2 separate regions of the Homo sapiens genome follow, and region 2 is linked to region 1. A link is a loop called in an ENCODE intact Hi-C map of the cell type or tissue named here. Cell type or tissue: gastrocnemius medialis. All regions are shown on one strand. Each heading gives the region's core, and the rest is flanking DNA. Links, peaks and the distances in the headings are about the cores only.

Region 1 (8,111 bases), core at 2,113-4,612:
ACTTGAGAAGCCACACACAAATGTCCATGCACCTCCACTCCAGGCATAATTCTTCATTTTTACCAGAGCTGTGTTCAGTCAACTGGGTATCTGTCTTCTTAGTTCCTTCCTTTTGTTATTCAACTGTTTCAACTTGTGGTCTAGATGAAACGGCAAAGTTTCCCTTATCCCCCTCGCAGAACTTGCATTGGGGGGTGTGGCTCGCTTCTTCTGCGCCCCATTGCTCAAACCTCTAGGGGGAGCATGCAGACAGGCAGGTAGTGGGGAGCATCAACCCCATGGCAGCTTGTAGGGTTGAAGGTTTACAGCTCCTGAGGCCCCAGTGGGTGTGTGTTACAGGGCGCTATTTCAGTTTAGCCATCCATAGGGGACTTGTGTTAATCAGCTCAATTAGAGCCTCTGCCTTATTGAAAGGACAGAGGGCTTTCTGTATCCCAGGTTCTTGCCTTAGTGTACTGGAAAAATCGGATCACATGTGGGCTTGGAGAATGAGTGCAAGATTTTTTATTGAGTGGTGGTAGCTCTCAGTGAGGTGGATGCAGAGGCCAGAAAGGGGATGGAATGGGAAGGTGGTAGTTTTCCCCTAGAGTCAGGCTGCCCAGTGGCTGGGCTCTGCTCCGACCACGCCAGCCAAACTCCGTGTCATCCCGGCAGTCGATAACCTGCCGGCATCTGCTGGTGCCTCTCGGTGTGCTGTTTCGCCAGTGTGTTCCTCTCGATGTCCAGCTGCTTGTGTCTCTTCCCACTAGGGTCTCAGGGTTTTTATAGGCATAGGATTGGGGGCGTGGTGAGCCAAGATGGTCTTGGAAAATGCAACATTTGGGCATGAAAACAGAAATACCTGTCCTCACCTATGTCCATGGGCACAGGCCCGGGGGTGGAGCCCTAGCCAGGGACCTGCCTTTCTCTACCCAGCACTTTCCTGCCCCACTCTCATATCATAGATACTGATTTATTCTTCTGTGGATCTTTCCCTCCTCAGAGCCCTATCATGTAGGCCCCTATATTCTACCAAAACTTCATATGTGAAACAAAAACTTGAATGAGATAAGGCCCAGTGGCCTTCTGTTTAAATTCTCAAGCTCCTTCATCTCTCTTTGGCATTGGCCATTGTCAATGGTCCACTCATTGAAACAGGCTCCTCCACCTCCTTCTATGAAGCTAGGTTTTCCTGTTCTTCCCACTCTCTGACCACTCCTTTATTTTCTTTATTTAATTCACATAGTAGTTCTTTAGCATGAAGCTCCCAGATCTCAGTCCTTGGATCATGCCTGTTCCCACTAGTGGCTGGATTCTATTTAGCTGCTTTGTTTCTATTCTTAGGACCAGCCTGACCCCACACATTTAGAGGTGTAGCTCCAACCTAAACCTCTCCCCTCTGTGGGCTCCTCACCCCACCCTGATGTATCCACTTTGACTCTCTCAGCCTCTGCCTTGACCCCTTCTTCTGTTTCCCTCCCACCCCTTGGATGCGGCTCATTGTGTGCTCTTCCCATCAGTGACCTTAGCCCCCTAGAGAATGATTCAGAGATTTATGTCCCCTCCCCATCTCTAGATGGCTGAGGCAACCCTTCTGGTCCAGCCCAGCTTTGCATCCCCTGCTCTGGCTTTGTCTCCATAGATGGCTGTCCATCAGTGCAGCAATGGCAAAGTAAACAGGATGGGCACTTACAGGACTGTGGTGTGGGCTGGGCAATGCTCCATGAAACAAAAGTTCCTCTCACACCTTTTCTCATTACGTAAGCATAGGTGCTGCATCCGGGCACATAGAGCCATGTGCTGGATGAAATGCATCATGCCTCGGTCCTCTTCCTTGTTCATGAAGGTAACTTTCCTCCGGGTTACTGAGAGAGGGCATGAGAGAGGGCATGGGTGTCCTGTGAGGCTCAGAGACTGCATTTGCCCTTTCCCTCCATTTCAAAAGTGTCCAAAGGTATTGGCGGTTTTGTGACCCCTGTAAGGTATTGGTGGTTTTGTAACCCCCCATGGGACGTGTAGTTCTTAACAAAGACTGGTGAGCAGGGCTGAGCAGGCTGCTATTCGCAGCTGGAGGGCAGTGTCTCAGGGCTGAGTGGCCAGGCTGGACATTCTCTCTACTCAGGATGCTGCTCCCACCTGGGGCTTGCATAAATCAACCTCATCTCTTCCCGCCCCCAGGCATACTAAATCACACTGTGATGGCGAGTCTTCTCCCTTTTGCCGCCTGTGCTAACTCAGGTGGAACCTGCCCCTTAATGTGCCACACTGGGTTACTCATTCCCTGGGCATGGTGACCTCTGGGTTGGAAACTTTCTTTGGAAATGTGCTGCCCTTCGTACGCTCTGCTTGTTTTCTTTAGCAAATTGTAACTAGGTGAAGAGAGCACCAAAGGGAGCCAGGGTCCCTTAGGAACGCCATGACCTTACCACGCCTTTTCCCAAGGACAAAAGAGCTACGCTTAGCCAAGTTCCCTTAGTGTTGACTGATATGCATGTTATGTCATGCGGAAGTGAGAGGGAACAGTTTGCCTGCCATTTGGGCAAATATAGTAAGTAAAGAGTGGGTCCAACTTGAGTAAAGAATGACCTGCTCACTCATTTTGAATGTGCCAGCTTTCGGCCTCCCTAATTGCAGTGGCCTGACATAAACCTTGCTGTTGTGGAGATGCCAACATCATCAAAGTCAGCCTCTAAACAGCTAATGCCATTCTGGGCTGGAACACTCGACTCTTTACCCTGGTTTTCTTCATCATTTTATCAGACTTGCTTTAATTCCCTCTTTTTAAATTAATTAATTAATTAATTATTTTTCTGAGACTGAGTCTTGCTCTGTTGCCCAGGCTGGAGTGCAGTGGCACAATCTTGACTCACTGCAACCTCCGCCCCCCCCGGGTTCAAATAATTCTCCTGCCTCAGCCTCCCAAGTAGCTGGGATTACAGGCTTGTGCCCCCATGCGTGGCTAATTTTTGTATTTTTTTTTTAATAGAGACGGTGTTTTACCATGTTGGCCAGGCTGGTCCCGAACTCCTGACCTCGTGATCCCTCCTTGCTTTGGCCCCCCAAAGTGCTGGGATGACAGTTGTGAGCCACTATTCCCAGCAATTCCCTCTTTTTGAGACTGTTAGATAGCAGAAAATTAATGTATATTGCCCTCTAGTGATTAATGATTACAAACACTTAACTACCAAAACATTTACTGATACTCAATTATGTTAAAAATCCCATTGTTTTATTCTGCATATAAAAGTAATGCACACTTGTGTTGGGAATGTAAAGCATATCTGGACCTCTCTTCTGATATTCAGGTGCCTTTATCCAGACGACTACTCTGCAGGTCCACGTGGGTCCCTGTTAGGCACCTCCAGCTTTAGCTCGTCCTGAACCTACTCCGCCAGTACTGCCCTCATCTTCCCCTTTTACCAGGGCCTCAGACCCAAAGCCTTGAAGTCATCTTTGAGTCCTCCCTGCCTGTCACAGCCTCTGGTCCTTTCAAAACAAACATATGAGAATTTGGGCTTTTGTCAAGGCACTGATTCTATCCTGCCTATCCCAGACATGGTCATCTCTTGCCTAAATCCTGGCCACAGCCTCCTTACTGGCTTCCCTGATTCCAGCCTTATGAAACATAAGTCTATTCACATGGCTGCAGAATGATTCATTTAAAATGTAAGTCCAAGGCCGGGCACAGTGGCTCACGCCTGTAACCCTAGCACTTTGGAAGGCCCAGGGGGGCGGATCACCTGAGGTCAGGAGTTTGAGACCAGCCTGACCAACATGGTGAAACCCCGTCTCTACTAAAAATTCAAAAATTAGCCAGGCATGGTGGTGCACTCCTGTAATCCCAGCTACTCAGGAGGCTGAGGCAGAAGAATCACTTGAACCCGGGAGGCTGAGGTTGCAGTCAGATGAGATCACTCCACTGTGCTCCAGCCTGGGCAACAGAGCGAAATTTCGTCTCAAAATAAATAAATAAATATGAAAATACAAAATTAGCCAGGCATGGTGGTGGGTGCCTGTAATCCTACCTACCCAGGAGGCTGAAGCAGGAGAGTCGCTTGAACCCCAGTAGCAGAGGTTGCAGTGAGCCGAGATGGTGTCATGGCACTCCAGCCTGGGCAACAAGAGTGAAACTCCGTCTCAAAGAAAAATAATAAAAATAAAAACAAAATAAAATGAAAACAAAAATTAAGATAAAATATAAGACCAGTAGTGTCTCTTTTCTCCTCCAAGCCTTTCAAGGACTCTTCCTATTCAGAATAAAGCCAACATCTTTGAAATGGATGTTGAGAGAGAGAGCAAGCCGAATTCTTGCTGAATGAATGTGTTTCTTCTCTGAACAAGTCTAGCTTTTGAACAGAACAGACATGAAGACAGTGAAGGAATGCTTATGAAACTGTAGGAAGGGCTGGAGGAGCAGGCTCCAGGCTCTGGGAGCACCCTCTGAGCACTCCTATAGAGCATGGGGCTGGCATTTGCCACAGAACTACAGACTCCAGCCAGCCAGGAAGATTTTTAGTCCAAAGGCCACTGCTGACATTGTGGAGGTCAAAATCTCACCAATCTGTTTGACCTCCTCCAAAGGCAAAGGGCTTATCAATTTTCTGTTAATAAGCTACCCAGTAGATGTTTTTTTTTTGTTTGTTTTTGTTTTTTTTTGATGGAGTCTTGCTCTGTAGCCCAGGCTGGAGTGCAGTGGCGTGATCTCGGCTCACTGCAACCTCCACCTTCCGGGTTCAAGTGATTCTCCTGCCTCAGCCTCCTGAGCAGCTGGGATTACAGGTGCACACCACCACACCCGGCTAAATTTGTATTTTTAGTAGAGACAGAGTTTCACCATGTTGGTCAGGTTGGTCTCGAACTCCTGACCTTGTGATCCACCCACCTTGGCCTCCCAAAGTGCTGGGATTACAGGCGTGAGCCACTGCTCCCGGCCCAGTATTTTGTTATAGCTGCACAAAGAGACAAATACAGGCATACTGGGGGATGTTAGGGATGGACGCTGAGGATAAGTTCCTTATATCCACCATAGCCTCTGGGATAAGGTCAAGGTCTGAGGAAAAGGGTCCAACAAACTCTTAGCTAGATGTACTCTTCACCTAATGCAGAGATGTGCTTATGATTAAAGTCTAACTTTTTTTACAGGGATTATTACAACCTTAAGTTTGTGTTCATTGTCTGAGACTGGCCTGGTTCAGTTCCCTCATTCCTGCACCATCTCCTTAGTATGCACGCATTTATAAAATTTATCTTTCAAAGAGCCTCCAACCTCGCTTGTATCTGCAACAGTGATGAGCACAGGAGATCCTTCTGGACATGACTGTCTTAATATCAGTCTATCCTGGCACTGTGGCCATACTGTGCCAGGGCCATCTTCAGCACTTGATTAACCAGCAACTGTACAGTCTCCTGAACCAAGGCCTCAGGGTCTGCTTGGATGTCATCCCAACCTGACATATCATGTGCCCTTTTCTGAGAAAATTCCAGAAAATCTTAGACATTCTATGGCTTAGATTTAGTCTTCTCCTTTCTACAGTAACTGTCTCAAATATCAACCTCCTTAAAAAGGAGAGAATAATATCTGGGTCCCAAGACAACCTGCAATGTTTCGGCAGCTGATTGATGACTATGCTGTCTGTGCTTTTGCAGTGAGGAATGACCCCTGCAGCTTATTGGTGGATGCTGCTGTCTGAGTAGGGCCCCCCACATTTGTGCCTATTTCGTGGGGACTCCACCACAGTAGAAGTCAATTTTAAACTACCTCATTGAGAATGGGATTGCTCATCACCAGAGGCTGACATATGTTGACAGGCTGCTCTGACCCCAGCCCCGGGAAGCTACATTCAACCCTGAAACTCAGCTCACAACAGGACAGGTAGAAGCTCCTTTTGAAACATTCATTTGTGTCAGCAGCCTCATTATCAGGTTGAAGACTTTTGCTGGAAGTCTTCCTACCCAGTGCCCAGGGTTGGGGGAGCTCTAACACTTGGAAAATGCTGCAGTTGAGCACAGCGGTTGTTGTGGACACCAAACATACTCTGCTGTTGGGGCAAATTTGAGGGTGACCTTGGGATGAAGGATCCCAGAGGGGACCTGCTGTGAGAGAGGGCACCTGTGAGCCTGCTCAGGGGCTCAAGGCAAGGAACTGGACCTGTCATCTCATCACAGCACGAAACTTTCCCTACAGGGGTTTCCACTGGCTCCATTTTGGGATAATGATCCTGAGTCATTCCTCCATTTCTGACATTTATATTCTGGATAAGGATGGGGTGAGATACCATGAGATCGCTGTACCTGCTCCAGGGTTCTCTATGCTTCTAGGGTTCATCCCTACTCCACCTTTTTGTCATGGACCCTATATCAAGAGAATACCTTTCAACAATTGTTTACCCTACTGTCTCCTCAACATGACCTGCGTCATTATTCTATCCTTGTACAACAATGTTGCCTCTCATGTGCAGGAACTACATAGCCCCTAGAACACTGGCAGCCTCCCTGGGATATTGTAGCATTAGATGTGATTCAACACCAATTTTATGTCTTTTTAGGGGCTGGGCTGGGGTTGGCCAGGTGGGGTGATAGAATTTTTTCCAGGCTTATAGTCTGAGTTATGGATTCTCCACTTTGGACTCTGTGGGTTACTTTCATCTTGATGGATTTCTAAAAATACAAACAACCACCCCAGTGGTTGTTTTTCTGCTTTTCTAGAAGAAATGAGGCTTTATAGGTCAAATGAGAGGGTACAATATGAATATGATGTTGAGAGTGTCTGTGTTTTAGACATGTCTTCATTCCCAACTGGGAACGTGGACTGCCTGGTGAGGCTGCCAGAGTGAATGTATCTACACTGGTGTGGGCGCTCACAGAAGCACAAACTTTCTTGAGAAAGTCATAGAGACTGTTGAACGATACAGTTTCCAGCAAAGCAAACTCTTCTTACCCCATCCATGTGGCCCTCAGTGAGTCTCCTGGTCTTCAGGATTGGTGATCAAGGCTTTTTGAAATCCCATTTGCTTTTCCACTCCACACCAAGTGTGGGTAAAATATCAAATGGAGCATGTTGACCAGATGCCTGAAAAGCATCTATGTCACTCTATTGCTCTTCATGGTAATATGATCAGAGCACCTCACCCAGCAGCTCAAGTTCTTAACTAGTTGTAAGACTAGTTGTAACACCTTACTCCATAGCAATTATAGCCTCAACATCTTTGTCTCTTTTCCAAATCTCCTGATCCTGACTGGGATCCTGCCCTGGTTAATGGGTCCACAGGACCCCTGTAGGACACTCACTGGGGGATAGGGACAAGTTCAATAATTAGTTATTATAAGGTTTAAGTGACAGACATGTATATCAACTGTTCCTGATATATGGTAACTGCTCAATCAATGTCATCAACACCTCCACCACCATCACCATCAACACTACCATCATCACCATCACCACCACCACCATTACCACAACCACTACCACCACCACCACCATCACCACCAACACTGTCATCACTATCATCACCATCACCACCACGACCACCATTAGTATCACCATCAACACTACCATCACCACAACCATCATCGCCACAACCACTACTGCCACCATCATCATCACCACCATCACTACCATCACCACCACCACCATCACCACCATTACCATCACCATCACCATCAGCAATACCATCACTACCACCACCATCACCACAACCACTGCCACCACCACCACCATCATCACCACCACCATCACTACCATCACCACTATTACCACCACCACCACTATCATCATCACCATCATCACCTCTATCACCATCACCACCACCACCATCACCACCACCATCACTACCACCATCACCCCCACCATCACCACCACCACCACCACCTCCACAACCACCATCACCACCATCATCACCACTATCATCACCACCATTATCATCATCACAACCATCACTATTACCACCATCACTGTCATCATTACCACTACCATCATCACCATCACCACTACTACCACTATCATTACCACTATCAATATCACCACCATGACTATCTTTACTATCACCACTACCACCATCACCATCACTACCACCATCATCATTCCAATCGACTTAAACCATAGGACAATGCTTTTCTTTGGGATGTGGCATGTG
Region 2 (6,568 bases), core at 536-3,035, 910 kb before region 1:
TAAATAAGCTAGAGTCAAAACTAGATCTGACCTCTTCTGTCAAGCAGTTCATCCTTTTTTTCACTATACCATTTTGATGTTAAACTCATTTATACAATACTAGAAATGAGAAACTGAAAGAAAGGTGACTCAGAAAACACTTGACACAAACTTTCACAATTAATATTATCATTCTCTTCCTCTCCATGGCTTCATTCCCCTTTATCATCTGTTATCCTGAAATTTCTACCATACCTCAGAGTTCTAGTCACTGTTCTCAGAATAAACCCCCTTCTCTTTTCCATCTTCACCTTTCCTTCAATATTCATCTTCCAAGTCTTACTTCTTCCTTTCAATTCAATCATTTAAATGGCAAATAAGGATAACCAAAAACTGGCCATCACCGATCAGTGACACAACCATTGTCTTGTTTACCATTTCCAAGTCAATTTAACCTTTATGGCCTTTCCTAGATCTAAAAAGTATGATTAATTAGCACTGTCATATGAACTGCATTTCAATCTTCTTTATTTTGCCAATGTTCTGATTATTTTAATAATGTCATTATCTGTCTTCCTAGACAGTTGGCTTCTGCAGGGAGGAATTGTTTTCCATTCCATTCACATTGTCTTAGTACCTAGAATACAGTGTCCTTTGGAATAATAGCTACTAAAATACTGACGGAGTGCCTACTCAGTACCAAGCACTGTGCAAGCCTTTCATAGGATTCTGTTCTTGATGCAAAACGGGAGTTAAGAGCACAGGGTCTGGAGCCAGGCTGCCTGCTTTCAAATCCTGGCTCTATCATCTGCCAGCAGTGACTGCAGGAAAATCTCTTAATGTCTTTCTGCCGGTTTTCACCTATAAAAGAAGCGCAGCAACATCACTGAGCTGACAAGGTATTTTAATTCTGCAAAGCACTAGACAGAGGACTCAGCACTTAGAAAATACTCTATAAAATACTGCTTCTTCTGATTCCTCACGATGACCCCTGAAAGGTATGAGCCCTTCTTTCTCATCACAGAGATTAAGAGCTTGCCTGGGTCACAGGGGAACTGACTGACCCCCGCTGTGGGCGCCCAGAGCCCCGCTGGGCCCAGTAAATGCCTGCGGTAAGCGGCCCCGCCCCCGGACAGGCTCTGCCAAAGGAAGCCGCCCGCAGACCTGGCCCCGAGCCTGCCGTCCACGCCGGGCCCCAGCTTCCTAATCCTGGATGAGTCTGGTTCTGGGCTAGCGGGTCAGCCACCCTCCCGCTAAGACAGAAGCAAAAGGGCACAGCCACTGCCTGGCTCCCGCCTCCCACGGCCTCCCGCGAAGTCACCGCCCCGCGACCCCCAGCATTCCAGAGGCACACGCCCGCCTCTCCCCTACGCCCCAACCCTGATGCTCCACAGGGGTCAGCAGCGCCCCTGCCCCGCCTCCCGTCACCGCATCCTACCTGCGGCTGGTGTGGGACGCTGGCAGCCTCCGAAAAGCGCGGGGACTGACGTGCGCCTGCGCGCTGCTGTCGCCCTCGGACTCGCGCCGTACGTGCGTGCGTGAGTGCGTGAGTGCGTGCGTGCGTGCGTTCGGCGCGCGGGGCGTGGGCGCGGCACCTGGGCCCGGGCACCGCCACCTAGGCCCTAGCTCCGACCAGTGGTGTTCTATAAACGCTTATTACATCATTGTGCATAGGCTTCATTTTTAAAAGTACTCCCAAATAAATACAAGGAGGCGATGGAAATTGAATGAAGATTCGAAGGATTCCCATAGAGCGTGGCTCACTTCCCCTCACCGGGACAGCGAGCGGCGGCTCACCTGGGAGAGCAAAGCGTGGCTCTCCTGCGCCCACCCGGGAGAGCAAACAATGGCTCACCTGCGCCCACCCGGGAGAGCAAGCGTGGCTCACCTGCGCCCACTCGGGAAAGCCAGCCGCCATCCTGTGCTGCAGGCAGGGAGCGGGCGGCGGGAGAGGAGCGGATCCACTTAGGTCAGCGGTTAAAACGTCGTTACAAGAGGCCACCCCGGCATCGCGGGGCCTGTGGCTGCGCCCCCTCTTGAATTCAGGCCTAGCACATCACCTCCGCCCCTCGCACCCTGCAGTCTGCGCTCCATACAGCACGTGAGCGGGTGCTCAGCAATGTTCCCTGGCTGAAAGAACCGCATAGAGTAGCATGCAAAAATGACATGCATGTTTAAGATAAAATAAGGGAGAGGACACCTGTTCTGACTGAGTCTGGCAACTCAGATCTCCCCGCAGCCAACATCTACATTCCTTTGGACAGCTGTCTGCTGTGTAGGGACACCTCCCTGGAACTTTGAAAAGCACCCCATCATTACCTTCCACTTTGTTCTGGAGCAAGGTTTCAAAAGAAGAGTGCCGTATTTTGATTAATTTAGTGAATTGGATTTTCAGACACAAGTAAGAGCATCCACTCAGTGGCCTCTGCAGTAAATAATGATATCAGATCACATAACAAGAAGACTGGAGGTTGGCGGGAAATCTGGACCTGGTGACTCAAAGAAGTCATGAAGGACCATCTCTCCATTCTGCCACCTTCTCGCCTGTGGATTTTCCTCCCCAGGCTTGTCACTTCATTGTCGAGAGATGCCCTCACAATCCAAGCCAGGCAGCCTCACATGACCAGATCTAAAACACAAAGAGGGAGCCAAACTGAGAAAGGACCTTTTCCCTCTGAACACTTCTCTCTTGGAAAAAGAAAATGTTTCCCAGAAAGCCTCATAGCCTTCCTCTTATATCTCCTTGACTAACTGGGACCCGGATCCCTGGATATCCTTTCCTGAGAAAGAGAGGGTCTGGGGCAGGGGATAGAGAAAATGACTAGCAACTAGCAGCACATGATGTTTAAACATAAGATTTAAAGAAATGCAAGGCACAAACAATTTGAAGACTTTTTTTAAGTTTTTAAAATCTTCACAAAATAAAAAGGAATTGGACAATGCACTTTAAAAACTAGAAGACGTTTCACTGAAAACAGCATCTCCTAATTCATTTCATGGCTTAGATAGTAATAGAAAATTATTTTATTCTAATTCCATACTTTATCAACTAATTTTAATTATTTTATAATTACCCAAAATATGTCATGTAGAATGAAAATAAAAGAAAATGAAAACAGTTATATCAAGGCCAAGTCAGTTGTATGTTTACTGGCTATTTAGAAATTTCTAAATACGTGTATATTTAGAAATGACTATATAGATACTATTTGGGTAATGTTAGGGATGGAAAGTTTATGTCCCCCCAAAATTTGTATGTTGAAATCCTAAGCCCAATGTGATGGTTTTAAGGGGCGGGGCCTTTGTGAGGTGATTAGGTCATGAGAGTGGAGACTTCATGGATGAGAATAGTAAGTATCCTTATAAAAGAGACTCCAGAGGCTGGGTGCAGTGTCTCATGCCTGTAATCCCAGCACTTTGGGAGGCCGAGGCAGGTGGATCGCCTGGGGTCAGGAGTTCGAGACCAGCCTGGCCAACATGGCAAAACCCTGTCTCTACTAAAAATACAAAAATTAGCCAGGTGTTGTGGTGGGCACCTGTAATCCCAGCTACTTAGGAGGCTGAGGCCTGAGAATTGCTTGAACCCAGGAGGTGGAGGTTGCAGTGAACTGAGATCGCGCCACTGCACTCCAGCCTGGGGGACGGAGTGAGACTGTCTCCAAAAAATAAAATACAATAAAAGAGACTCCAAAGAACTTTCTAGCCCTCTTGCCACCACCTAAGGATGCAAAGAGTTGACAGCAACCTGGAAGAGCCCTCACCAGAACTCGACCATTCTGGCACTCTGACTTCCAGCCTCCACTGTGAGAAATAAATTTCTATTGTTTATGAGCCACTCAGCATATGGTACTTTGTAGCCCTAGACAGGCTAAGACAGGTAATTAGCAATTTTAGGTGATTTTCATCATCAAAATTTTCATGATGGCATTTTGGAGAATTCACATAAACCACTCTGTTACCCTCCTAAAAGTATTGCTCAAATACTGAATTATATTTATGCTTGCCAAAGTTAATTTTTTTCCAACAAGTAACACTAGCCACTTCATTTTGTGCTTTTGATACAAAAGCATTTCCCAATCCAGCGGCTTTCATCTTCTGGCCTGGTTGGCAAAAGTGTAACTCACTTCTGCACCCTCTCTGAACCCTAGTCTCCTCCTCAAATGTAAAACAGTAATAAACCTTTCTTACCCAGGAAGCCATTATAAGGATTATAATCAACATAAGATATAATTCTTTAATTATCAAAGCAGTTGCTGGCATGTGGCAGGCATTCAACAGAAACCGTGTTGCTATGTTATTTTTATTGTTACCATTAATATTCCTATTGGGATTGAAACCCTTATGTCATATCAAAACTTTTCCATCTTTGACAAATGAGACATATTAGGATAGTATCTTAATAATATGTAAGAGTTTAGTGCTTGAGCTATTCAATTATTAAACTTTGCTTCCAAGACCACAGACTGGTGGTATATACTGTGTGCGTGTGTGTGTGTGTGTGTGTTTGTGTGTGTGTATGAGAAAGAATATGCTGTTCTTTTCTTCTTCTGGGTAGAAGTTGTTGAGCCTTCAAGGGAAGAGGTTTTCACCTACAGCAGACAGTGCCAGTTCTCTTGGTGTGAGGGATTCTGGGAGATGGCTGCCCATTTCCATATTCATGAATTTTATAAACATGGTCTCAGATAAATGCAAGTGTACACTTCGGTGAGCTCATTTGTTTTTGAGCAGAGGGGATAATACGGCCCTAAATAATGTGCTTCCCTGTCAGCCAGGAGAGTTACATTCTGGAGATGTGTGTGTCGGTGGGTGCGGGAGGCAGGTGGTGTTGAGGAGATAGGGAAGCCAACAGGACAAAGCTCAGAGGGAAAACAGCCCAATCTAAATCCAGTTCTTTCTCTGTGTGGATTCCCACTGACTTCCAAACCTCTCAGCTCCCTGACTCAGTGGTAAGGAAGAAAAAAGTACCAGGATTGAGGGGATGGTGTTCTAGCCCTCCAGCAGAGGAGTAAGATGTGTGAGCCCAGGGTGAAGCAAGTGCACAATTTTAGTAAAAGATTTTCATTGGCCATACTGAATGAATCATAAAGGGATGTGAAGAGGCTACCTCTGGCATCATTGTCATAAACACAGCTGGTGAGGGGGGAGGTGGTGTTCTCCTGGTGTCAAAAGACAAAATTATTTACAGATCAAATTGGCTTTTATTCATGATTCATGAATCCAGTAGCCTCCATTCTATAAAATAGAATTAGAGTTCCCACTGGGGAATGGCAGAACAGTGGTTTTGTAAGGTGGGAACAAGGAAACAGTATTATTTTAAAGGTTGATTGGTTAGTGTCAGCTTAATTCAGACTACTTTTCTCGTCATGGTTAAAGCAAATGGGACTTCCTTATTACTCTGACTCAGGCAGACTGAACTCTTTCTGATGGGTTGCTGTGACTCTTGTTTTCAAGAAAAACTGGTCTATTTGGGGACCACCAGCTTTCTTAAAGTTTCAGCTTGGTTAAATGGCACTTAGCATGAGTGACTCCACTTTAGTTTGGTCTGTTGGGACCTAGTGCAGGAGCTCACTCTAAAACAATGCCCTCCCGTAATTTTTCTATAGCACCTGAAACGGGGTAGAGCAGAGATTGAAGGAAACATTTGCTTGGGTCGTCATTTTCCTCAAGGACTGCGCTACCAATTGGAGTCAACACTTCTAGGTGCCTCCAGTTTGGTACAGTATGTAAGGGGTTGAATTGCATCCCCCAAACAGATATGTTGAAGCCCTAACCCCTGGCACCTGTGAATGTGGCCTTATTTGGAAAGAGGGTTGTTACAGCCATAATCCAGTTAAGATGAGGTCCTTCTGGATTAGGGTGGGCCCTCATCTGATTGATTGGTGTCCTTATAAAGAAAAGGAAAAGAGTCACAGAGGGAAGAAGGCCATGTGAAGATGGGGGCAGAGATTGGAGTGATGCTGTCACAAGCCAAGGAATGTCTGGGTTACCAACAGCTGGACTTTGTAGACAGCATGGCCCTGCCAACACCTCGATTTCAGTTTCTGCCTCCAGAACTGTGAGAGAACACGTTTATGTTATTTGAAGACACTGAGACTGCCGTCCATTGTTCCAGCAGCCACAGGAAACGAATGCCCTGCATTCTTACAGCACTGCGGCAGGGGTGGAGTGATTAAGAGCAGGGGCTATGGAGTCAGCTTTCCAGGGTTCAAGTCCTAGCTCCACTGCTCAGGAGCCACTACTGAGAATTGTTCAGAATCAACCCAGCTGAGGTCTGAAGATCATTTAGACCGGAGCCTCGCCCACGGTAAGCACTGCCCAGGTGCCAGGTGTTATTATGGCTGGGCTGGCCAGTTCTTCCTCTTAGGTTTCCTTGCTTAGAGTTTGGGAAGGAAAAAATAACCCACCTTGTTGGTGTTTTTTTCTACTGTTTTTAGGCTGCTTAACCTTGCTGTTTCATAAAGTAGCCAAATTCTCTTATTTTCACAGGACATTGGAATCTCAGATATACAAGGAAGCTGAAGAATTTTCTAATTTTCAGTCCAATCTCATGGACTGAAAAGTCAGTCTCATAGAAGACTGACTTTCCGAT

The links. Hi-C counts contacts between places; a loop is a spot of excess contacts. Peaks named below come from ENCODE experiments on the same cell type or tissue, not always from the same donor. Only the 100,000 strongest peaks of a DNase experiment are listed, where the experiment ranks them.
Region 2: it touches region 1 in a loop (2.8-fold over the local background); 13 of 110 quality-filtered maps call a loop at or near these places.

Annotation. Positions count from the first base shown.
Region 1 is chr7:51,354,888-51,362,998 of GRCh38, forward strand. No RefSeq gene overlaps it. Among named protein-coding and RNA genes, the nearest start is that of COBL, 42 kb to the left of the region's middle. RefSeq lists a silencer at 4,722-4,938. In gastrocnemius medialis, for the core only: a CTCF peak has its summit at 3,161 (motif pointing left); a DNase peak (open chromatin) is centred at 3,674.
Region 2 is chr7:50,448,884-50,455,451 of GRCh38, forward strand. It overlaps FIGNL1 (fidgetin like 1), which reads right to left and starts at 1,467. Exons shown (of 4, transcript NM_001287492.4): 1 at 1,418-1,467; 2 at 235-840. RefSeq lists silencers at 988-1,282, 1,424-1,613. In gastrocnemius medialis, for the core only: no CTCF peak of the experiment used is centred there; DNase peaks (open chromatin) are centred at 1,156 and 1,485; H3K4me3 peaks cover 1,709 bases; H3K27ac peaks cover 1,530 bases.